Linked DNA regions of Mus musculus: all the other regions are linked to region 1. A link is a loop called in an ENCODE intact Hi-C map of the cell type or tissue named here. Cell type or tissue: left cerebral cortex. All regions are shown on one strand.

Region 1 (8,000 bases):
GGAGGCCGGAGAGATGGCTCAGTGGTTAAGGGTGTTTGCTGCTACTGCAAGACCAGAGTTTGAGTCTCGGCACCCAACTTGAGAGGCCCACAACTGCACATAACTCTAGGCCCAGAGGACCTGACCCCTCTTCTGACCTCCTCTGGTACTATGTGCAGGCATGAGCATGCACACACAGATTTTTAAAAATCATAATTTTTTGTCTGTTTTTTCAAGATCAGGCTGGCCTTGAATTTAGAGATCCGCCTGTCTTTGCCACCCAAATGCTAGGAGTAAAGGTGAGCCCCCATACCCAGCAATAAATCTTTAAAAATACAAAAAAAAGCGGGCTGAAGAGATGGCTCAGCAGTTAAAGAGTACTGACTGCTCTTCCAGAGGTCCTGAGTTAAATTCCCAGCAACCACATGGTGGCTCACAACCATCCGTAATGGGATCTGATGCCCTCTTCTGGTGTGTCCGAAGACAGCTTCAGTGTACTTATATACATGAAATCAATCTTAAAAAACAAAACAAGACAAAAAGCAGACATCAAATTCTCGCAGCCAAGCTCGATATCACATGGCTGTGATTTCATGAGAAGAAGATAATCCATTTGTGGCAAGGCTGGGCTATGTAGGGAGCTGTCTCAACAAAACAAAAGTGGGAGGGGCGCCTCATCAGGACATACTATATTTTTCAAACCCACAATTGAGAGAAGAGGGAACTGGACTCATGGGAGCCACTGTCACCTTAATAGCATCAGTGCCCATGAGCAGCTCCCTGGCAAGAAGCCATGGAGTACAGTCATGTCACTTTTATATTTGTAAACTCTTGAGTACTAAGCAATAAAACTGACCGAGACCCTGGTACTATAGGCAGGTTAGAGTGTAGAGTCCACTTTTAAAACAGCCTGTCAGGGCTGGCAGAGGAGTGCCAACAATGTCACAGAGAGGTGACTTTGGAGGTATCTTCCTGGTTTAACAGGAGCCCTGAAGTAACACACAATTCAAAGGAGCAATGCACACAAGGAACTGAAAGCAGGGGAGAGAGGGCTGCCCACCTAACCTCAGGAATCCACACCTCAGGGAAAACCTGCCTGCTTTTAACTTCTGAATACGAACAACCACTGATTACCTGCATTTAAAAGGCCCACATGCTCAATTTCTAAGTCCTGTGATGCTTTGAAACTCTCAGCCTTTTTACATGTGTCTCTGTGTTTCCTTTAGTAAGGGAGAGTGGGTCTGAATTAATCAGAGTTAGAATTACTTGTGTAGAGCATGCAATACAACTTCAAAATGTCTCCAAAGACTTAATTCAAACCCACGATACAGTCACTGCCCAGGAAACTTCCCAAACAACTTTCAGAAAATGAACAGTGAAGAGAAAATAACAAATGGGTGGGGGGATTTTTATATATTTCCTCCATTAGGAAACAAATTGTCACCTTCAATATGTCTTGTTTCCCCTCAAAATCTTGTAGGCAGGTCTCCCACACTCAGCAGACTGCCTCAACCTCACAGCTCAGGTGGGCTCTGCCTGAGCAGCGGTGGCTTTCAAAGTGAGCACAACCCCAGCTCTGCCCTCCTTCAATCTTATTTTACACCAATCTGTTATTGCAGGCCATGAAATATGTTCACTATTTTATTACCGAGCTTCAGCTTAAATCCTAAATTTGGAACTATCCATTCAGTTTCTCTCTTTAAAAACTGATTGGAAACAGTGTTTGTAACAATGCCTGTTTCAACCTGTCCTCATTAAAATAGAAAATTCACCAGGCTCGGGGACGGCTCAGCAGTTACAAAAGCTGGCTGCAGTTCCAGAGGATCCAGGTTTGATTCCTAGCACCCACATGGCAGCTCACAAGCCTCTGAAACTCCAGTGCCAAGAGATCCAATGTCTTCTTCAGGCCTCTCTGAAGGTACCAGTCAAATGGTGCACAGACATACATGCAGGCAAAACCCCATACTGATAAAAATGATAGTAATAATTTCAATATACTGAAAATGCATAAATATCACAAGAAAGTATGTTTTACAGTTCCTACTAACAACACTTAAACCAATACCTTATAGATGATCAATGAAAACTAGCCAATTTCCACCAAGACTATAATGTACTGTCTGTCCATATATAACTTCCTAAAAAAATCTCTCTTACTAGCAGCCAAAGACCTGTTATTATCAAACATTTAATTTCAGCAACTAAACAGCAATTGACTTTATCTTTTCTCTCAACAAATGTTACACAATTGTACCTGCAGGGTACTGGATATCCTTTTAAGAGCCAATTTAAGAAGCCATTAGTTTTTTTGTTTTTTGACACTATCCTTCGGAGAAAAAGAGATTTCTGATATGGACAGAAACACTTTAGCCTATCATTTAAAAAAAAAAAAAAAAGCCACGTAGTAGTGGCGGCAGTGGGCAGGGTGAGTCATCACCCAACTCCAAAGTTGCAGCCTTCCTTCTGTGCCTCCTCCCACTGGACCCCAGGCCCTTCCCCGGGTCCCCTGAGTCAGCAGGCCTGCGAGGTTGTGAGTTCTTAGTTCTCACATCCTCCGGGAACTTACATAAAATGCTGCAGCGCTCTCGGCACTTACACTTGTCTTTAAAACCGTTGTCTTTTCTACTGAGAAACTAAATGTTCCGCAAGCCAGTCCTCCCCAGAATCTTTTTTAATCGCAAAAAGTGGGCAGGCTACTTTAATCCTCTCCTGCAAATGACTAAACTGCAAAATATCCTCATATAGAAAGCTGACTTTAAACAATGTTTCATTTTCCCAGGGTCTTTTTTTTTTTTTTTTCAGGAACAGTAATACTGAAGCGATAGAACTGTCTGCTCAAATCTGACAAGCTTCCGAGATGACAATTATTAATTGGGACATCAGTAAAGCAAGATTTATGATGTAATTACATTAATACAACATATATTTTTGTTAAAGCAGCTTACAAACAGGTTTTTAACAACTACAAGCTAAAGATATGTTTCTTCCACTCAATTCAAAATTATTTCCAAACACTAAAATCTGTCATTTCTAGAAACTCTCAAGCTGGGGACAATGGTGCACACGTGTTAAACCCAGCAGGAAGCCGAGGCAGGAGAATCGTTACTCAAAGCCTAGCTGGGACTACGTGGCGACTGTCTCTGCAACCAACAAAATCCCTTTGAGGACTGGACCCTGGTTAGACCCCACATTCTTCTCAAATTCTTTCCAACGCAGTTCTCCAACGTTAAAGAGACAGAACGTCAAAACCCAGAATTTTACCAAAATAAAAACGCTAGAATAATCAACAATTTATTCTGAAGCTAGCTGCTCTTCGTTTGATGGCCTGAGAACGTTTTTATTTCCCCCTCTGACAATCATCTATCTGTATCCATAAAAAGTTAATACTGCCTCCGGACTCTTAGCAACGAACACGAACTGTTTAGATACTGTAAAGAGACCTAACTCCCCTTTACCAAGTCCCTGCGCTCCATCTTTCCTACTTTCAAGTCAAAGAAAGGTAAAACACGAAAGCGATCTAAAGGAGCTTGCTGCACGCAGCTTCCCCAAGGCACCTGAGCCGGAGAGCCAAAGCCAGGCAGGAACAAAAGGCGGCCGAAAGCCCTCCACTCCTCACAACTCCCAAGTCCGATCATAACAAGCTCCAAGTGAGGAGGCCTGTAACCGGTAACGTACGTTTTCATCAGGGTGTTTTTCCGGATCACACCTTAACGTCCGGAAAGGTGTCAGGAGCCCTGTCTCAGGCCGGTCCCCGGCACCTCGTGGACCGCCAGGCACAAACTTGGGCGGACTTAGGGGCAGGAGCAGAGCGCTACGCAACGTGCCGGAGACTTTGCCCGGCCGGAGTCAGCTGAGGCCGAGTCACCCGGGCAGGCTGGGGAGGGGAGGAGACAGGAGAGCTTGAGGGAGGCAGCGAGCCAGGAAGGCAAGCCTCCACCGCCTCAAGCGCTCCTGGACCACCGCCCTCGCCTGCGCGTTGGCGGGGACTCGAACCCGCGGAACCGGGCGCGGGCGGCGGGGACTCGAACCCGCGAAGCGCAGCCCGGTGCAGGCGGCGGGGGCCCGCCAGCTATGCCTGCGGCCGGCTGCCCGGCGAGGGGCGTGCCGGGTGGGAGGGGCGCGCCGGCCGCGCCGCCAGCCCCACGCGGGGACCTGGCCCTCGCAGCCGGCCGCGCCGCCCGGGCTGAGCGGGCACACGGAACAAAAGCGTCTTTGTTGAGCGGCGGCCGCCCGGAGGGTCACACACAATGGACGCGGGAGCCGGCGCCGCCGCCGGGCCCTCTGCCGCTCCCTCCCGCGCCGGCCCGCACCCGGCCACACACACATACACACTCACGGGACTTCTCCGACTCATCGACAGAGTGCAGGGCCCGCGGACAGCCCTCAAGGTCGGCTCAGGTCTCCGGCTGTGCTGGCGGCAGCGGCGTTTCCGAGGCTCTCGCTTTGCCGCAGTCGCCGCCATGTAACCCCGACCCGCCAGAGAGGGCGCGGAGAGAAGGCGGGGCCTCGCAGAGGCACGCCCCCTCACGTCACAGGCTCACTCCACGGCGGCCCCGCCCCCGCCAGCCGGGGAGCCGCACGCGCCGGAATTTCCAACGCCCGTGACTGCGCGCGCCGCGGGGGCGGTCGGAGCTGCACGCGGCCTGCTGGCGGGTACACCCCGGCCTCAGCTGAACCACCGCCCAGAGTGTCGTACCAAGTGACCCGACAGGGCGAGCGTCTGAACGGCTGCTGGGTCCCGTGCTGTCGGGAGGAAGTGGGCGAAGGCGAATATGCTAGGCCAGATTGTTGAGCAGATAAGCTCAGGGTGGTGTTGGGAAGGCCCCTGGGATCGGTCCCCGGGGTCCGTTGGCTGCTTCTAGAAGCATCCGCGGTAACCAGGGAGGTGAATGAGTGAGGGGTCCTGGGAAAACTGAGCAAAAGCTCAGTCAGCAGGGTGGCTGGCTTGTTGAGATCGCTGAGACCAGCCAGAGTTTGACATAGGCGTGCTGAGAAAGGTAGATAGCTGCCCTTCCAGTGCTTAGATGAAATTTAAGTATTTAGGAACTTAGATATAAAAAGCACAGGGTTTGCCTGGGAGTAGTGGCACATGAGTTAACTAGTCTATGTAGTGCCAGGACAGCCTATGCTATATAATAGACCCTGTCTCAAAAGGCTGGGAGAGCTTGTTGTTGTACCCCTGTGATCCCTGTCTTGGAGACCAGAAGGATTAGAAGATACAGTTAATCCTTGGCTGCATAGTGAGTTCAAAGCCAGCCCAGACTACTGAGACCCCGCCTCACAAAAAAGAAAAATGAGAGGTTCGGTTAGCCCTTTCTATCAGTGGTAATTGACCATCCTAAAGAAAATATGGCCACTGCAGTCCATGATCCACTGTAAGCAGCAAACCCCTTTCAGAGATGACACAGTCACTTGAAGTTAAGAGCTTGAGAGGAGCTTCAATGTTTCCTAATACAGAGATACATTAAAATATATGCTTTGTGAGACAGCATCTCTCTATAACTCAGCCTGCCCTAGCACACCTAATCTCCCTGCCTTAGCTTCCCCAGAGCTTGGATTATAGGCTTAGGCAGCTGAGCCCAGCTCTATTATATTTAAAGCAATACCATCTGAATACCAGGAGAAGAGCAGTAATGCCTACAGAAAGCGAGATTTACAGCTGTTGAGTGCAGCCGGCACTGTGAAGTTCTGCTCCACCGACCCACTCTGTCCTCCCTCTAGTTCCTCCTGATGGACTCTGGGACCTCCATCTTCCTCTAATGGCTGGACCCCCCGGGGTGGTGGTGGTGGTGAGCATAAATAGCAAGCCGTATGCTTTCTCTCAGAAAGTTTATAATGCATCTCTGCTGACTTCCATTAAAGCCAGCCATATTGCTTTATAGGAGTCAAAGGAGTCCACGATGTTAAGTGTTTGTGGAATCTTAAAAGAGAGGTCAGGGTGAGCTAGGTACAAAATTTTGGAGATTTGGTTTATGATAGGCCTTTCATCAAGGGGTCTTGACTGGGACTGAGTGGTGTGACAGTTTAGGATGGGAAAGGGAAGAGTTTTGAAAGAAGTCTAGGAGAATTTAATGTTGGATAAGCCCAGAATCTTGCTGGGGGCGGGGGGTGGGGGGAGGGGGGGTGGAAGGCGAGTTTACCCTGATGAGTTTAGTCACTTATGTGTTCTTTCCAAAAATAGGCTTTGAGGAAGTCCCTGCCTGAAAGCGCGATAAGGTATTTGCAAATTCATCTTCCTGGATGAGAATTTCTTGAAGTCGGTCATGCGTATAAACCAAGTGTGGTAGTGAACGCTTGTCATCCCAGCATTCTGCAGGCTGAGACAGGAGAATCTTGAGGTGAGGTCAGCCCTTGGGGTTCCAAAGCAGGCAAGCAATCAAGCAAAAAATGAGAGACAGCAGCAGGGAGTGCGAATGACCACATTTCATTATATACGTGTATGAAATTGCCAAGGAATTTTTAGGAAGAAAAAGGTCATGTTTGTATGCACAGCTGAATTTTGTTCATGGTAATACAGCTAGGCTAGATTTTTAATCCTATTGTATGAGCATAAACATGAGTGGAGGCCACTTCCCCTAACATTTGGTTTATTTGGAAGGGGGTTGTTTTGAAAGACGTCTGTCTGTGCAGCCCCAACTGGCCTCAAGTTCACGCTCATCCTGCCTCAGTCTCCCCAATGCTCCACACCCAGCTTCTCCAAGTCGTTTTTGAAGCTGTATATGACAATTATTTAATGAGTAGGCCAATCATTTGTGTGGGTCATGACCAACAAATTTCATTACCCAGAAAAACAACCTGAATAAGAGACCATCCCCTATAAACAGGAAGGGCAACAGGGAAGCTTGCAGCTTTGTCCTACATTATAGCAAATCAAAATGCCACCAGATACAAACCAGGCCATTATTCTATGTAGTACTAAGAATGATAAAACCAGGGCTTGGGAAAAGAGAGATGACTCAGTAGCAAAAAGCAGAGTCAATTCCCAGCATCCACGTGGCAGCCCACAGCCATCCATAGCTCTAGTTCCAAGATATCCAACACCCTCCTCAGGTACATGGTGCTGTGCAGACATCCGTGCAGACAGAATACCCATGTACATTTTTTAAAAATCTCACCAGGTGGTAGTGGTACACTCCTTAATTCCCAGCACTTGGGACGCAGAGGTGAGCAGATCTCTTTTCGGGTTTAAGCAGTCTAGTCTACAGAGTGAGTTCCAGACAGCCAGTGCTACACAGTGAGACCCTGCCTCAAAGAAGCAATAAATCTTATCATAATGTCTCATTGCTATGTTCTGATTTCAGAGCTGTCGAAATGAACACAGCATTGAAGTATAGGACATTGGATCACAGTGTGAAATGAATTTGGTTTTTGCTTGTTATTGCTAGGAGAGTTTGAAGGTTGTGGAAGTGTGCAGGAGAGGCTGAACATGGCTGAAGGTGGCAGACTCTGAGCACTTTCTGAGCTGTGATGGACCAGTTACTAAGAGCTTGGGACATCAGAGAAAGCTCAACTGAAAGAGAGGGCTTTGCCTGGCCTCACCTTGGTCAGGTAGTGGCAGGACAAAAGACATTCCCAAATGAGAGAACAGACGTAAGAAGGCCTGAGCCTGCAGACCACTGCAAAGCCTGAGGAGGCTTTGCGGGAGGCCTGAGGGAGTTGGTGGCAGATAGCTTTGGTGGTCCTGCCAACAGTTTTAGGCATTAGTCTTACTAATGACATCAGGCAAGGAATTTCGGTGGTGCAGCTAATTATGGATGGTGGCAATGATGGTGATAATGATGATAACAGTGTGTGATGCAGGCCATAGAACCCAAGGCTTCTGAATGCTTAGCAGACTGCTGCTGGGCTCCCTGCCCCACCCCCAACCTGGACCTAGTTCTTTGAACTGAAAGAGCTGAAAGCCTGACATCAATGACATCAGTGGGAAGGCAGGTTGATAAGCAGAACACGGAAGACGCAGGAGAATCAATTGCTTCTGCCTAACTTTCCTTATTCTGCTAACGACACATGCTCAGGAAGGT
Region 2 (8,000 bases), 71 kb before region 1:
GCTCCAGAGGAAGCGCCGGCCATTCCTCCTTGGTCACTGTCCTAATAAAATCAAAAGGAGGAAAACCAGGCCTCCTGATGTCGAGTTGAGACAAACTCTGGCTGTTGGCTGTTGTAGAGAGCGCTCTGCCCTGGGTGGGTGGGAGTCAGAATGCTGCGTGTAAGGCAGGCAGTATATGGCTGCTGAGCTGCAGGCCTGTGCACTGCACATATCTTCCTGTTCATGTTTGCCTACATGTATGCATTGCCTGTGGAGGCCAGAAGAGGGCGTCAGAGTCCCCTGGAGTTATAGATGGATGGGAGCCACTCTGGGTGCAGGAAACCAAACCCTAGTCCTCTGCAGGAGCAGCCAGTGCTCTTGATCTCTGAGCCATCACACTAACCTTTATGTACTATTCTAAAAAACAAAACAAAACAAAACAAAACAAACAAACAAACAAACAAACAAAACAGAGCTGGAGAGATGGCTCCTAACAAGCCAGGCATTCCCCAAAATGCATCCCTATAACTGTAGCTGTGAAAGATCTGATACCTTTGACTTCAGCTCGCAGAGGTCCACACACACACATTCACGTAAATAAGTAAAATTAGTCTTTAACTTAAAAAAAGCAAAAACAAGATGTCACAGACATTAAGTCTGTGCCTTACTTTGCATAAACCACAGCAGGGGCAGTACAGCTCCAACACTCTGACTGCATTTCTGTAGCAAGCTGTGGCTGTCCCCATAGTTGACTCAGTCATACTGATCTGCAAGGCAGGCAGAAATCTGGTTTGGGACCTGACAGTGCTGGACAGGAAGCCTGGCAAGGTGTGGGTCTTTAAATGAGACTTGGTGATCAATTTGTTAACCTTGGTAAGTTGTATGGAGCCGCTTCTGTCTTCTGGGAACAGTATTTCCTGGAGCAAGTAGCTAGGGTGTGTGTTCCTGTGTGTGTGTGTGTGTGTGTGTGTGTATGCGTGTGTGTATGTATGTGTGTGTGTGTGTGTGTATGTGTGTGTGTATGTATGTGTGTGTGTATGTATGTGTGTGTGTGTGTGTGTGTGTATGTGTGTGTGTATGTGTGTGTGTGTGTGTATGTGTGTGTGTGTGTGTGTGTGTGTGTGTGTATGGGTGTGTGTGTGTATGGGTGTGTGTATGTGTGTGTGTATGTGTGTGTGTGTGTGTGTGTGTGTGTGTGTGTGTGTGTGTGTGTGCAGCCTGCTATGCATGCTCTGTGGAAGGTTAAGCCTTTAGCTAACCTTCCCCAACACTCTTTCTTCATGCAGATTCTGACAGCCAGCGGGGATGGCACCTGCGCCCTGTGGGATGTGGAAAGTGGACAGCTGTTACAGAGCTTCCATGGGCACGGGGCTGACGTCCTCTGCTTGGACCTGGCCCCCTCGGAAACAGGAAACACCTTCGTGTCTGGGGTAAACACAAGGGAAATCTCTGGGGTCTTTTGTCCACTAGGGAAGTGGATGCTGGCAGTTGGTTCTTGTTCTTGGGTCTGGTCCTGTCTCTTTCCTGGAAGTGTCTTTAGCTCCCTGAGACTGCAAAACCCTGGTACCCACAGCAGTCTCGGCACCCCTTCCTCCGGGCCCCCTTCCTTCTGTCACTAACATTCAGAAGTCTATAGAGAGATCTGGAATGCTCTCTTTGAATGCTGAAACTCAGGGCGTGTGTCCATCACCGTGTATTTAAGATCCCTCAAGTAAAGTTTGCATCTTAGCGTAACCATGGACCATTGCGCATGTGCGATGCACGCTAAGATGAGGCAGTGCTGGGATGTCACAGAGCTCAGGGCTTGGGACGCTCCCATCCCACATCTTTTGGCCACCATTCTCCTTCTCATCCTTGGATGCAAGAAACAGAAGAGGAACTATAGGAATCGCCATATAGGCCCTAACTAATTTCATGCTGTTGGCCTCCCGTGCATGTCTTCTCGCTGGGCCTTTGCAGAACTGCATCGTCCCTGCTCAACCACATTGCTCTCTGGATAGGACCATTATCTCTGTAGATTATTTGCAGACATAAACTCCACTCATTTTAGCATCCACCAGGAGGTTGAGGGTCCTTGGATCTCTCAGTCTGTCCTCATTGAGACTCTCAGGGTCCTATCTCCCATGGCAGGTGCTCCTAAGATGTCATCTTTGCCTCTTCATATCTTCAAAGCTAACAAACCCAAATGTGTGAAGCCATCGGTTCATCTAACTGTTGAGACAGTGCCTTTTCCTATTCAAGCTCTGTGCAGATTCATCAAAAAAAATCTCCCAGAATCGGAACCCCATAATATGAAAAACCTTTTGTTTATGATTCTCTGACTTGCAAGTGACTCAGAGAGAACATTGGGGTTGAGGCTGGGGTGGGGGGTGACTTGCTACCCTCTCCCCTAATTGTTCAATGGCAGGTCTATGAAGAGATCCTGGGACAGCTGTTTCCCAGGTCAGCATGCTGGTGAGGTACAGGTCACCCAAAGGAACCCCATTTCTAACTCTGCTGAAGGTTGGTTCTACAACGCCAACAAAGCAGAAGCTGTTGGCTGCTTGATTTAGACACCACCAACCCTTCCTTTGGTGTCACAAACCTTGACCCCCCACCCCATGCACCAACACCTGCTTGCCACAGAGCTGAGGAAAGTGGATAGGAAGAGGAGAGAATGGAAGGGAGTGGAAGAAAGTAAAACTCCCAGGAGGAAGGAGGGAGGAGACACCAAAGGTCTTACTCTAACTCGGAAATACACAAAAGAAAGCGTGCTAAAGAGGGAAGTCACGAGCCTGCCTGCTCTGCTGTCCTAGGAAGGTCTTCTTCCTTGGGCTTAAATGGGTGGAGGACAGTGGCTTTTTAAGATCCATCCCTGTCTGGGAACAGTCTTTGCAGTGTATAACTGCATGATTTCCTGTTTGTAGGGTTGTGACAAGAAGGCCATGGTGTGGGACATGCGCTCTGGCCAGTGCGTGCAAGCCTTTGAAACTCATGAATCGGATGTCAACAGTGTTCGGTCAGTAAGTAAAATGTTTGGGATCCTCTGTCCTAGGACTTTACTGAGGCTTAGATCATCCTTAGCAGGACACATACATACACACTCACACACATAAACATATATACACATAAACACACATACACATATATACACACTCATACACACACACACACACACACACACACACCAGAGATCACCTAAGAAAGAGGGCTCCTCAGCAGGAAAGGCTCCAGGTCCCAGGAGCCCTTAATCTACTTGCTTAGAGACAAACTTTATCCTCCCAAAGCGAGCCACTGTTTCTTAGGCATTCGTCACATGTTTATTGAGGGAATTACATGCATACATGCATTTCCTCTGCAATAGGATTACAGCAATGAACATGGTAGATAAAGCTTCTATTGCCCTTCAGGAAACAAAGCAAATACAAAAAGATACACCTATATACCATGGGGAGACAGAACAGGGGTAGGAATGGCTGGGCTACTTCTAGGTGGTGACCTCCAAACCGGCCTGGAGGATGAAGAGCCAGCCTTGCCTGTTGCTAAGGAAGGGCACTAAGGTGAGCCAGGCCACACTATAAAAACACTGAGCTCAGGAAGCCCAAATCTCTAATCTGGACAGTAGGCAGTGGCCCATTCATTTACACAGGGAAGACTAGAGGAAGTATAGACAGGAGGTGGCCATTGAACTTCATGGGGCTATTTCAGTCAAAAAAAAACCCCTATCCAGCCAGGCAGAGATGCTCAGTTGGTAGCAAGCTCTCCATAAGTTGGGTTCCAGAAAAGGGTTGGGTTGGGACTTCACTCGTTCAGAAGGTACCACGCACAGCATGGCTAAATATAAAACATCTTTCTGCTCGGAGCCCTAAAAATTGCCATCGTGCCTGATGAGAAAACACTAGATGTGTTCCTCTGAGCTCAGTTCCCAACTCCCACACCAGATGACTCAGAACTGCCTCTAACTGCAGCTCCAGGAAATCCAGTATCCTCTTTCAGCCTCCTCGGGACACCTGCGTTCACATGAACACACAACACACACACACATACACATAGGGCACATACACACACATATACACAGGACACATACATACATACACACAACACATACACAAATACACATACACGCATACATGCACACACACACAAACACAGGGCACATACATACACACAAATACACATACATGCATACATATACACATACACAAACACAGGGCACATACACACACAACACATACACACAAATACACATACACGCATATATACACACACACACAAACACAGGGCACATACACACATACAACACATACACACAAATACACATACATGCATACATATACACATACACAAACACAGGGCACATACACACATACACGACACACATACACGCACACACAACACATACACACACTTGACACACATCGCTTTAAAAACTATGTACTATGTATTCAGATCATGGTGTGGGGCAGACAGAGCTAAACATTGTGAACATTTCCCATCCACCCTTTCTGTCCTCACCCACTTCTGTCAGAAACTCTGTAAGGTAGCCACACAAAATCAAGCTTGCTGGGCCTGGGGGCATAGCTCATTTGGTAAGCCATTCGAAGAGCCAGCTTCAGTCTCTGGCATCCACATGCATAGTAGCAGGTAGCTGTAACTCCAACCAGGAGGAGGCAGAGATAAAAGGACCCCTGGGGCTGACCAGCCAGCCAATCTAGCCACTTGGTGGCCTCCAGGACAGTGAAAGAACCTGACTCAAAGGAGGTGGACATTTTCCTGAGACTGATACCTGAAGCTTCCCTCCACCTTCTACATCTACACAAACATATGCATGAAAAACAACAACAAAACCAACCTTCCCTGTTAGCAATTTTTTTATACTATTATCTTCCCAGTACAAGCTGCAGGCTGGAGGCCATTTGTAACCAGACAGGAGATGCATTGAAAGGGAGACACATCAGAGTGTGGGCGATGTGAAGGGATTAAAGACTTACCAAGGGATGTAGCTCAGTTGGCAGAGTGCTTAACTTATGTACGTGGTCCTGAGTTCTCTCTCTAGCAGGCCATAAAGCCAGGTGTTGTAGCTCACTCCTGGACTCTCAGAACAGAGGAGGTGGAGGCACTAGGGTCTGAAGTTCAAGGTCATTCACAGAGTTCAAGGCTAGCCTGAGCTACATAAGACTCCACCTATAAATAAATAAGTAAAGAAAGAAACAAACAAATTAACCCCCCACACACACTCTGCTCCTGCCAGTGGTTTATAATCTAGCATCCATACTTCCCGCTGAGCACCGAGAAGAAGATGACCGCAGGAATAGCCACTGTTCACTGAGGCTTTTTAGTTAGCGGCATGCTGGGTTCTTGGTACTCACTGCTTTGTTCATCACCCTGTAGACGGGCTTCATTATCCTCGCTGTCCAGATGAGGAAACCAGGCTGGAAAAGATGATGTCACTGCCCAAAGTACTGCACGTCCTGACAGTGTCAATAGCTGATGTGGCTCTGTCCTTCTGACTCCGTTGTCCCTGTGCTCTGAGCCACACTTTGGGAATGAGGTGCATGACAGGGCTCCTGCTCTGCTCAGTACCCCGGGTGAATGTGTTGACTTCCTCTGGCCCTCAGTGTTCAGCTTTGCAAGGCAGTGCCCCTGTCCTGGGTTTACCCGAGGAACATGAGAGGCTGGTGGTCCAAGCACATGAGGCTCCCCTCAGGTCAGGCCTATGCAAAGGCCCTGTGTCCCGGGGGTGGAGCTTCTGGCTCTGTGACCTAGGATGCCTTCCTGGGGGTCCTGAGCGGGGTCATGGGAATGGCTATTCAGCATAACGGGCTTTCTACCAACTCTCTGCAGGTACTACCCCAGTGGGGATGCTTTTGCTTCGGGGTCGGATGATGCCACGGTATGTTTCTCGGTTATTGACGGTCCTCTCCAGGCAGGGTGGGGGGGTAATATCTTGTTTTTACTTTTATGTTTTGCAGAAGTAGCAAGGGAATTTTATTTAAAGCAAAGGAACAGAAAATACTACAGGAAAACATCAGGCCTTAATTTGTTTTGTTTTTCAAATTTTATCTATGCATTTTAATGTGTATGGACGTTTTGTCTGAATATATGACTTTTCACCACATGAATTCTTGGTGCCCTCGGAGAGCAGAAGAGGGCACAAGGTTGTCCTGAGACTGGAATTGCAGATGGTTGGGAGCCACCATCTAGATGCTAGTACTTAACCCTGATTCCTTGAACTAACAGTCAGTGATCTTGATAGCTGAGCCATTTCTCCAGCCCCTTAGTGTAGTAGGTCTTTGCTACTTTGTAGGTTCTTCTTTTTCCCAACCATTACCTCCCCCCCACCCCAGTTTCACCCCCTATCACTAGATAGGAGTGATAGAAGGATACAGGGGAGAGAGAGATCCGAATCTAGTTTCTTTCTTCTTGCTTATTCTTTGAGCATGACAACCAACAAACCGTAACCAACCCACCTAACATTTATATACCCTCTGACAAGTTCTCGGAATTCCAAACATCACAGAATCACAGAAATTATCTGCAGTTGGTAAAACCACGCTTTTGCTAGAGCACAAGGCAAATCATGGTCAGCTGCTGCGGGAAGCAGCCCACACCCCTGCACCTGGGATTAAGATGAAAGCCTGTTCTTATAATAGCTCTGTATTTTTAAAGAAGCCAAAATTCCAAAATTGTCACTATACCTTAATTTTATTTTATTTATTTATTTATTTATTTATTTATTTATTTATTTGGTTTTTTGAGACAGGGTTTCTCTGTGTCGCCCTGGCTGTCCTGGAACTCACTCTGTAGACCAGGCTGGCCTCAAACTCAGAAATCCGCCTGCCTCTGCCTCCCAAGTGCTGGGATTTAAAGACGTGCACCACCACTGCCTGGCTTAATTTTATTTTTTTTAAACTTGTTTTCTAGTCACAGAAGTTATGTGTAGTCTCTGAATCAATATTGAAGGGAATTCCTCTCCTTTCCTAAGGAAAAAGCAGTTTAATGAATCCTGGCAGCCCTTGCTCTCCATAAATACAATATCTATTTGTATATTTGTCTTTTTCACATGATGGCAGCCTGTATACATTCTTCTGTGACTAACAAGCATTTTCCCCTAGCATATTTTCTCAATTACTGTCTGGTATTTCATAGTATTGACATACCATCATGACCTCAAAGAATCTTCCATCTGGAGAGAGCTCTTTGTAAGTTATTCCCACCCTCTTTAAGAACACTGCCATAAAACCAACATGGTGGTCCATTGCTTGTAAGCTCAGCATGAGAGAGGCAGAGATAAGAGGAACAGATATTCAAGGTGATCCTTAGCTAGGGAGGGGCACACAGCAAGTTCACGAGCAACCTAGGCTACTAAACAAACTTTGCTATAGGTAAATATTTTTGTGCCTTTCTCGACTTAAAAACCCTACAGCAGTGATTGCTTACCTAAAACCAGATTCCATTCTCACAGTTTTGTTACAAGTAGCAAATTATATTGATATATGTTTTTAAGAGAAAACATAATTTTTTTTTGTTCTTGTTGCCCTAAAAAATACCCAATATTAAAGAATGGGCTTCACTCCAAGCTGCTGCTGTGGAAGAGTTTTGATAATAATGAAAATCTCAGGGTTGAAGAGATGGCTCGGAGATTAGAGAGCTTGGTGCCCTCCCAGAGGACCCAAGTTCAATGCCAGCACTCATGTGAGGTGGCTTACAACCACCTGTAACTTCTGTTCTGGGGGACCTGACACCCTCTTCTGTCCTCCCCACACACCATACGCATGCACACACACAGGCACACCCATATTCACATTCATAAATAATAAAATATTTTTAAAACTCTTAGATGTGTCAAAAATATGTAACAAAATATAAAGGCACACATTTTCACTATACCATTTCATGGAAACCATTCTGCTCTAAGGGCTCTGCTCCTAAGCCAATGCAAGTCAGACATCAACATGTATACAAAGATTTTTATATAAAAATGTCTATCACATAGCTATGGGCAGTTCTACTGTGACTGCCCAGCCCATTGCCCCTTGTAG
Region 3 (8,000 bases), 90 kb before region 1:
GGTCCTTGTGACATGAGCCCCCCACTGTAGCACAGTTCTGCAGCCCACACAGGGAGACTCTTGTCTTGCCTTCTCCCGTCTCCATCTCCTAGAATCCCACTCTGACTTTAGTCTTTCCCAGGCTCTTAGGAACCCTGGCTCTCTCCTGTACCTGGAAGTCCTGCCTTGTATTCTGTCCCATCCCTGACTTCAGCAGACATTTTGATCAGCTTCCAAAAGTCTTGCAGAGGGATCCTGACTCTGTCCCTCCTCCCTCCTCCCCAGCCATGAGTGTATGCACCCTCCTACCTCCTCCTGTTGAACTCTAGGGGCTGTTGAAGAGAGGGCAGCAAGAGGTCTCTGTGGTCAGTGGCTAAGTCACCCCTGCAGTGTCCTTAGTCAGCTCTCTACCCTGGCAATTGTAAGATGTTTGGCGATCTGTAGAGGTCTCTGTCCTGCCCACCTTTTACTTCTTCCTCCGCAGAAAATGGAAGAAAAAAGTAAGAGACCTGGGGGGCTGGTGAGATGGCTCAGTGGTTAAGAGCACTGACTGCCCTTCCAGAGGTCCTGAGTTCAAATTCCAGCAACCACATGGTGGCTCACAACCATCCATAATGAGAAACAAATAAAGAACCTATGGGCTGGGAGCAAGCGGAGGCCAGAGGGAGCAGGGCTGGAGCAAGAGGGAGAACGGGAAGTGGGGAGGGGGGAGTAAGAGACCTGTTTATAGGGCTGAGTTCATAGATCCAACCCCTGGCCCCTGTACACCTGCTCCTTCCTGTAAGGTCAGCTTCTTCCCGCCCCTCAGGATTCACCCACTTCATCTTTAAATTTTTCCTCCATCTCTCCGCCTCAGCCTGTCTCTGAAAACAGACAGACAGACAGACAGACACACACAGGCACACACACACATACACATGCACATACACAGAGGCACACATACACATATACACATGTGCACACACATGCACACACACAGGCACACATACACATATACACATGTGCACACACATGTACACACAGACATCCACACAGAGGCATTCACACATACACGCACACACAACACCCAAGACTTCACTGTGTCCCACCAAGCTCCAACAGCCTCCCATTGTAACCCCATCTTCTTCTATGCCTCCCCAGACACGGCCTCAGCTTCCCCTCAGTACAGCAAAAATATTCCCCTGCCTCAGCTTTGCCTCACTAGAGCACCACTCCCCTACCCAGCTTTGCACTGCGGTTTCATTCTTCAGAATTCTGTTCACCTTGTTTTTTTTTAAAATAGGTCTCTCATTTTTCCTGAACCAAGTAGGTAGGGCAGGTTGGCCAATGAGTTTGAGGGATCCCCTTGTCTCTGCCTCCCTAGATTGGACTGACAAGCACGAGCCACTGAAGCCAGCTGTGTTAACACCCAGATCCTGACTCATGTGCCATCCCCTCAGCCCTAGGCCTTGAGATTTCCTGAAGCCCGAGTGACCTGAACCACCGACGTGTTTGGTTTTTTTAGTTTTCTAAATTACTTTTTTTTTATTTGTGTATGTGCATTTTCACAGAACACAGAAGGCTGATCGACCCTATAAAAAACTAACTCCAATTTCTTTTAAAACTTTGCAGGTGGGCCAGTGAGATGGCTCAACAAGTTTTTAGCCAAAGCCTAAGGACCCTAGGGCCCACTTGAAAAACGAGACAGACAGCTATGTAAAGGTCTGGGTTCCATTCTCTGCACCACATAAGCCAGGCGTGGTAATGCAGGCCTCTTACGACTCCAGCACTTGGGAGGTCAAGGCGTCAGAAGGCCAAGGTTATCCTCCACGACATAATGAGTTTGAAGCCAGCCCCTGTTTAAAAACAAGCAGATATAGACATAAATATTTGTAAGTCAGTGCGACAGTTGGAGATAGGAAACCGGAAGGGATCGATCGATCGATCAATTCCTGATCCAAACCCTGTCCTCAGTCCCGGAACTTTAACACTCAGACCAGGGTCTTACTCTGTAGACTTCATTTCCCAGTCAGATCCTTGGCCAGCATGACAAGCCTGAAGTAGCTCATGTGGCTTACATGACAGGGAGTCAGCCTACCTCAGGTGCACAGCCACGAGTTCCTGTCTCCCCAGTCTCCTGCAGACTTTCTTCTCCTCCCTAGAGCCTCCCACCCCCATCGGCAGATAATCCACTGTAGGGAGGGTAGCCTTCCTTCATGTTACAATCACACAGCTACAGCTTGTGTTGGCTTCCTTTTCACTCCATGCTACACAGACTTCCACGGTCTGAGGACTGTTCGTTCAGGCAGTCAGAAGTGTAACCTCTGACTGCGTGACTGGGTGAGCCATTCCCTACACCCCCTACACCCGCAGTCTGAGGATGCTATGGTCCTCAGCTTCCAGTCTATGTTCTCAGTATCTAGAACAGTGGTGCTCAACCATCCTAATGCTTTCACCCCTTAACACAGCTCCTCATGTTGTGGTGACCCCCACCACAAAACTATTTCACTGCTATTTCATAACTGTAATTTTGCTACTTGTCTTAATGAGGGTTTTACTGCTGTGAACAGACACCATGACCAAGGCAGCTGTTATAAGGACATTTAATTGGGGGTGGCTTGCAGGTTTAGAGGTTCAGTTCATTATCATCAAGACAGGAACACAGCATCCATGCCAGGCAGGCATGGTGCAGGAGGAGCTGAGAGTTCTACATCTTTATCTGAAGGCCACTAGCAGAATACTGGCTTCCAGGCAGCTAGGAGTAGGGTCTTAAAGTCCAAGCCCACAGTGACACACCTACTCCAACAAGGCCACACCTACTCCAAACAGTGCCACTCCCTGAGCCAAGCATATAGAAACTATCACACTATAAGAGGTCACAGCCCACATGTTGAGAACCCTGGCTCACCGCCCTCTGTATTCCAACCACTGCTTCTGATGTCACCCTCTCTGACTCACTCTGTTGACTCCTATAAAACCCTCAGGGTTACATTGGGTTCACCCAGCTCATGGTCCCATCTCAATATCTTTAACATCCTCCAATCCGCAAGGGCCTCTTTGCGACAGAAGGTGACATCTTCAGTTTCTAAGGATGTGAGCTTCATCAGAAGCCATGGGTTTACCTGTCAACAGGCCTTAGATCAGGAAGAGTCACCATCTCCAGCCTCAACCTCCAGGTGCAAACAACACTCTTCCTCCCTTATTCTGAGAGGACAGAGGGTAGCACTCGGGCTGGCCTTGCCTGCGCGGCTGGAGGAGAGCAAGGGACGTTTCTAGTACAGGTCACCCTTCTCCATGTTTCACCGTGTTCTAGAGAGCAGAGATTTTTCTTATTAAAAGAGCAAAATGGATAAAGGCCAAGCGTTAGCCAGTGTGCTCACCATGGTCTAGTCAGCACAGAATGTCTGTAAAGATGTACAGTTCTCTCCAGAGGGCTCAGAGATGTGGAGATGTTTCTCTTTAAGACCCATCTCCGCATGCGCCGTAGGAAGGACGGAGTTTTAGGATGGTGTCAAGACAATGGGAGGAAGGAGGACCCAGCTCATCATTAGAGTCTCAGAGTCAGGAATGCTCTGGAAGGTAGGCTGACAGCGGAAAGAGCTGGCAGGTTGCAGCATCCTGGGCTGGGGGAGCTTTATCCAGACTCTTCGCTCCTTTGAGGCAGCTATTAATTTTGTTAAGAAGCAAAACTGAATAAACAAATGTGTATAAATTTCCAGCGTACAAATCCAGACTCCATTTGAATTAATCAGAGGATTTAATCAATTGGGGCCAATGACTTTTCTGTTTGTTCTAAGTGTGTTTTTGTGACAGGTTTTACCCGAAAACACTCTAATGGTTGGAGCTCTGTACTAATCTGATCTCATAGCTTAGGGGGAAATCTAGGCAAAGCCATACTCTAATCAGGCCTCAGGCGCATGTGCCCTTTGCAGCCCTGGTACCCAGGCTGAGAGAAAGGCAGTGCTCAGGCAGATGGCCTCCTGCCTACTGCTTCACTCTCAATGCCTGGAGCAGAAAGCCAGCCTGCCTTTCATTTCCTGTCTCCTTCCTTCTCCTGATCTGTTGATTGGAGCATGCTCACTAGGGGCAGTGTTTCTAATGGAATCTCAGAGTATCTGGGATCTCTGTGGGGCAGTTAGATAATGCGAAGGAGGAGTTTCTTTAACAGCCCCCCACTTCTAGACACCTCTTTTCATGCTTTGATATATCTCATGGCTTGCTTGATGTTTATAATTTTATAAACACTCTTGGGATTGTATTAAATGTATTTGAGACACATTTCACATCTATCTCAATAGTTTCCTCCTGCTATGTACAGGAGAACCTATTTTTGGGAGAAAGCTGAGAGGCAGGATCTCATGTATCCCATTGCGGTCGGTCTCGGGCTAGGCTAGGCTCTGTAGCTGAGGATGACCTTGAACTTCAGCTGCTAAAGCCTTCACCTCCACCTCCCCCACCCACTGCCAGTTATTCAGTGTCACCTGAAAGCTGAAAGACAGCTCTGTCCGGATGGATGGTTGGTCTCCCAGACTGAGAGATTAGTCTCACAACGTCAGCTAGATAGCTCTAATACTTGCATTTCAAGGAAGGCAGCAGAGGCTCAAAAAGAACCTGCCGGCTTCCATGTGCTGTCCTTGCATTGGCCTTGTCCTTCCCTGAGAGGTGAGAGAGCCACTGTGGTTTGCTGGCCTCCCCCCTTGCTATTGGAGTTAGCCTTAAAGCCCAGTTATTCTCTCTGGAGATTTCACAGCCTAGATTCACTTTTGTGTTGTCTAGATCACGTCTAGTTAGATATTGCCTCTAAGAAAAAGTGGAGGGATATGTCTGCAGCTAAAATAGAAGTCTGAAAACCACTGTTCCGTGTGTGCGCTCAGCACTCACAGATCTCAAGCTGTATGCACGTAGGACTGGCTGTCCTGTTCAGCCTACTGACCCGGAGCTCAGCATAGAACCTGGTCCTGGAAGGAGCTCGGGTGTGCATTCTGTGGTGCTCTGATCTAACTTTCCATAGCCAGGCAGAGGTCAGGCTCGGACCAGACAGTCTCTTAACTAACCCTGAGACTCACCGATCTGGCTACCTCCCATATGGGAATCTAAGGCTGGGGTGTCCCCAGTGCCTGAATGTCATTTTCCTTGATTTTCCAAAGACTCACGGCCACGTTGATCCTAGTCTTAAAGGAATGTAAATCTGTTCTCAAGGGCTGAAGTGTGTGTACATAAAATTCTCAGTCTTCTGAGCTTTGGTTCCCTTCCTTGGAGGAGTAGATCTTTAAAACTGTGTCCTCACCGGGCAGTGGTAGCGCATGCCTTTAATCCCAGCATTTGGGAGGCAGAGGCAGGGAGATCTCTGAGTTCGAGGCCAGACTTGTCTAGAGAGTGAGTTCCAGGACAGCCAGGGATACACAGAGAAACCTTATCTCAACCTCCCCTCTCCCCCAGCCCCAAAAAAGGAAGGGGATACTGGAGAGATGACTCAGTGGCTAAGAGCACTACCTGCTCTTTCAGAGGTCCTGAGTTCGATTCCCAACAACCTCATGGTGGCTCACAACTATCAATAATGAGATCTGATGCCCTCTCCTGTCATGCAGGCATACATGCAAATAGGGCACTCATATAAAATGCATAGATAAATCAAATAAAAAAAAAAGACCCTATATCCTCAAACTGTTGTATAAAGCTTTCCACCCATGCCAATTCAACACATGGGGGATAGTGTCCAAATACATCAAAAGTCTTGGCACATGTGATGGCACATGACTAAGGGAGAGAGGAAAGAAGGGAGAGAGTTTCCCACCTGTCTTTTCCTTACCCCTGTTCTTATGCCTCCTTTAAATTCAGGCTCTCATGGCCTGCCAGCCAGGAATCCATAGCCCCAGTGGCTCCCTGACCTCATGCAACAGCTCGGTTACTGTCACACTACAGTGTACTTGGTACCTGTGCGTTGCCCTGTCTGATGCTTCCAGACTGTGCACCTCCTAAGAGCAGAGACATCCCATGACAGATGGTTTGTGAGCTACTGTGTGGTTTCTGGGAATTGAACCTTTGGAAGAGTAGTCAGTGTTCTTAACCACTGAGCCATCTCTCCAGCCACCAACCTTATTCTTCTAATAAAGTATCTGCCGTGGTATTTAACACCCAGCTGAGCACTCCCATCTCCTCCTTGGAGCTTCACCTTCGGACTACGCTGGTTCCAGAATATTCAGCAGTTTAAGATGCCTGGGTCCCAGCCGAGCAGAGAGGCAGTGAAGGAAGGTAGAGACACCGTGGGTGCAGGTCAGGGAACAGGCTCCTTCGGATCAGCGTCTAGGCTGCTGCAGTCACATCAGACTTAGAGGGACCACAGGAGCATGGCACAGCAAATGCTGTGGTCTCTGCAGAGTGTTCTGCCAAAGAGCGGAGTCCCCTGACCGGGTTCCCTCCCCGGTGTCATCCCTAGACCACACTGCAGTCAAGGACAAACACAAAAAGATAGATCTGTATCACTCAGATGACAGTACACCAACAGGCCACTACCCGTGGAGAACAACCGTTTTAGGTGTACAAACACTGCTCTCTTCGATGAGTTCCTCTGCTGTCTAGAATTACATCACACCTTTGGACTTTGATTTCCTCAGCTGAGAACGCCCATAGACTCATTCTCTGCGTGCAGATATCACCTTACAGCCCAGTACAGCCTCCTGTCGGCTGGAGAAGCTCTGTGTGCCGTCATCTCTGGTTTAGCAAGTGTCTCCTCTGTGCCAGGCTTCAGTAGCTAGCAAGAAGGACTGAAAATGGATCAAGCCATCAAGAGGAGAGATGACTTGCTGGCAGACAGATGGCTCTGTAGCCAAGACAGGGCTCTTAGTCTCCTGCAGGTGGCTCAAGCTGAACACACCGCTATCTTCCTGAAGCTACCAGCCAGTCGCATTTCCTAACCAGTTAGCATTCCTACTGTAGAAACCAGTGTGCTCCTCGCGTCTTATAAAATTAAATATATCTTATTCCCGAGGAACAGTCTGTCAGAAGGCAAAGGAGAAATCCTACCTGCCCCAGCCCCACAAATACATATTTAGCTCTTTTCCAAATTTTTTATTTCCTGATATCTAATTTTTTTGTAATTCTTTAATTCAATGCTTGTAAGATTTGGCAGATAGAAGCAGGATGGAGTGGGTTGGGAGCAAATCCGTGTGGGAAGGGAAGACACGGAGAGAAAAGATAATTGATGGTTGGGATGTGTTAAAATTAGAGTTATGTAACGAAGGCCCTCTTTTAGTTGCTGAGGCATCTTGGGTTTTCTTTTCTTCCTTCCTTTCTTTCCTTCTATCTATCTTTTTTTCTTTCTTTTTTAGGGATGTTGAAAAGCTAGGCTTCCCCTAATGCTGAAACAAGAGAAACTCCAATAATATGGGCATGGGGTATCAGTGTAAAGTATTAAAGCAGAGAACTACAGAAATGGCTCAGGGGTCAAGAGCACTGGCTGCTCTTCCAGAGGACTCAGTTCCCACCACCCACATGGCAGCTCACTGGTCTGTAACTCCAGTGCCACGGGATATGACCCCTTCTTCTGGCCTCTGAGGACACTGTCTACACTTGGTGCACATACATACATACATACATATACATACATACATACATACATACATACATAGATAGATAGATAGATAGATAGATAGATAGATAGATAGGCAGGCACTTGTACACATTAAATAAAAATTAATAAATCTTTTAAAAGAATTAAATAGGACGTGCTCCCTAGTGGTGGGGGCTTGTGTAAATGGCCTGCAAGAATTCAAAAAACTGAGTCCATTCTTTAACTTCTGTCAGTATGTGCTGGGGACAGCATACAATGAATGACAGGGACTGCCTGCAGTAGGCTGGGATGGAGACATCTCAGTAGCTTGTGACAGTTGTTCCCATTTCTCTAAACCTTAGCCCTGTACAACAGCCGTATAGATTTCATGTGTGCGTGGCTGCTTTTCAGTTGGCCTTGGTGTGCATAATTTTTCTATTTTATCTGACTTTCTTATTTCTTTCTCCTTCTGCTCTGATGAATTCTGTGAAAC

What was found. A loop is a pair of places that touch in the nucleus more often than their neighbours do. Peaks named below come from ENCODE experiments on the same cell type or tissue, not always from the same donor. Only the 100,000 strongest peaks of a DNase experiment are listed, where the experiment ranks them.
Region 2: it touches region 1 in a loop (6-fold over the local background); 2 of 42 quality-filtered maps call a loop at or near these places.
Region 3: a loop joins it to region 1, with 2.5 times the contacts of the local background. A loop is called at or near these places in 4 of 42 quality-filtered maps.

Annotation. Positions count from the first base shown.
Region 1 is chr9:75,405,548-75,413,547 of GRCm38, forward strand. Mapk6 (mitogen-activated protein kinase 6) reads right to left here and starts at 4,469. Exons shown (of 6, transcript NM_015806.5): 1 at 4,316-4,469. 4933433G15Rik (RIKEN cDNA 4933433G15 gene) reads left to right here and starts at 4,637. Exons shown (of 4, transcript NR_040719.1): 1 at 4,637-5,219; 2 at 6,161-6,317. In left cerebral cortex, CTCF peaks have their summits at 4,456 and 4,655; DNase peaks (open chromatin) are centred at 1,766, 2,539, 3,090, 3,639 and 3 more places; H3K4me3 peaks cover 3,219 bases; H3K27ac peaks cover 3,009 bases.
Region 2 is chr9:75,334,386-75,342,385 of GRCm38, forward strand. It overlaps Gnb5 (guanine nucleotide binding protein (G protein), beta 5), which reads left to right. Exons shown (of 13, transcript NM_010313.2): 8 at 1,266-1,409; 9 at 2,886-2,977; 10 at 5,803-5,851. Among named protein-coding and RNA genes, the nearest start is that of Bcl2l10, 9.4 kb to the right of the region's middle. In left cerebral cortex, a CTCF peak has its summit at 261 (motif pointing right); DNase peaks (open chromatin) are centred at 3,831 and 4,917; H3K27ac peaks cover 803 bases.
Region 3 is chr9:75,315,588-75,323,587 of GRCm38, forward strand. The region is part of intron 3 of Gnb5 (guanine nucleotide binding protein (G protein), beta 5); the gene reads left to right. Gm19531 (a long non-coding RNA gene) reads right to left here and starts at 2,971. Exons shown (of 2, transcript XR_379632.4): 1 at 1-2,971. In left cerebral cortex, CTCF peaks have their summits at 4,028 and 6,712; DNase peaks (open chromatin) are centred at 3,999, 4,468, 4,884, 6,757 and 1 more place; H3K4me3 peaks cover 494 bases; H3K27ac peaks cover 4,561 bases.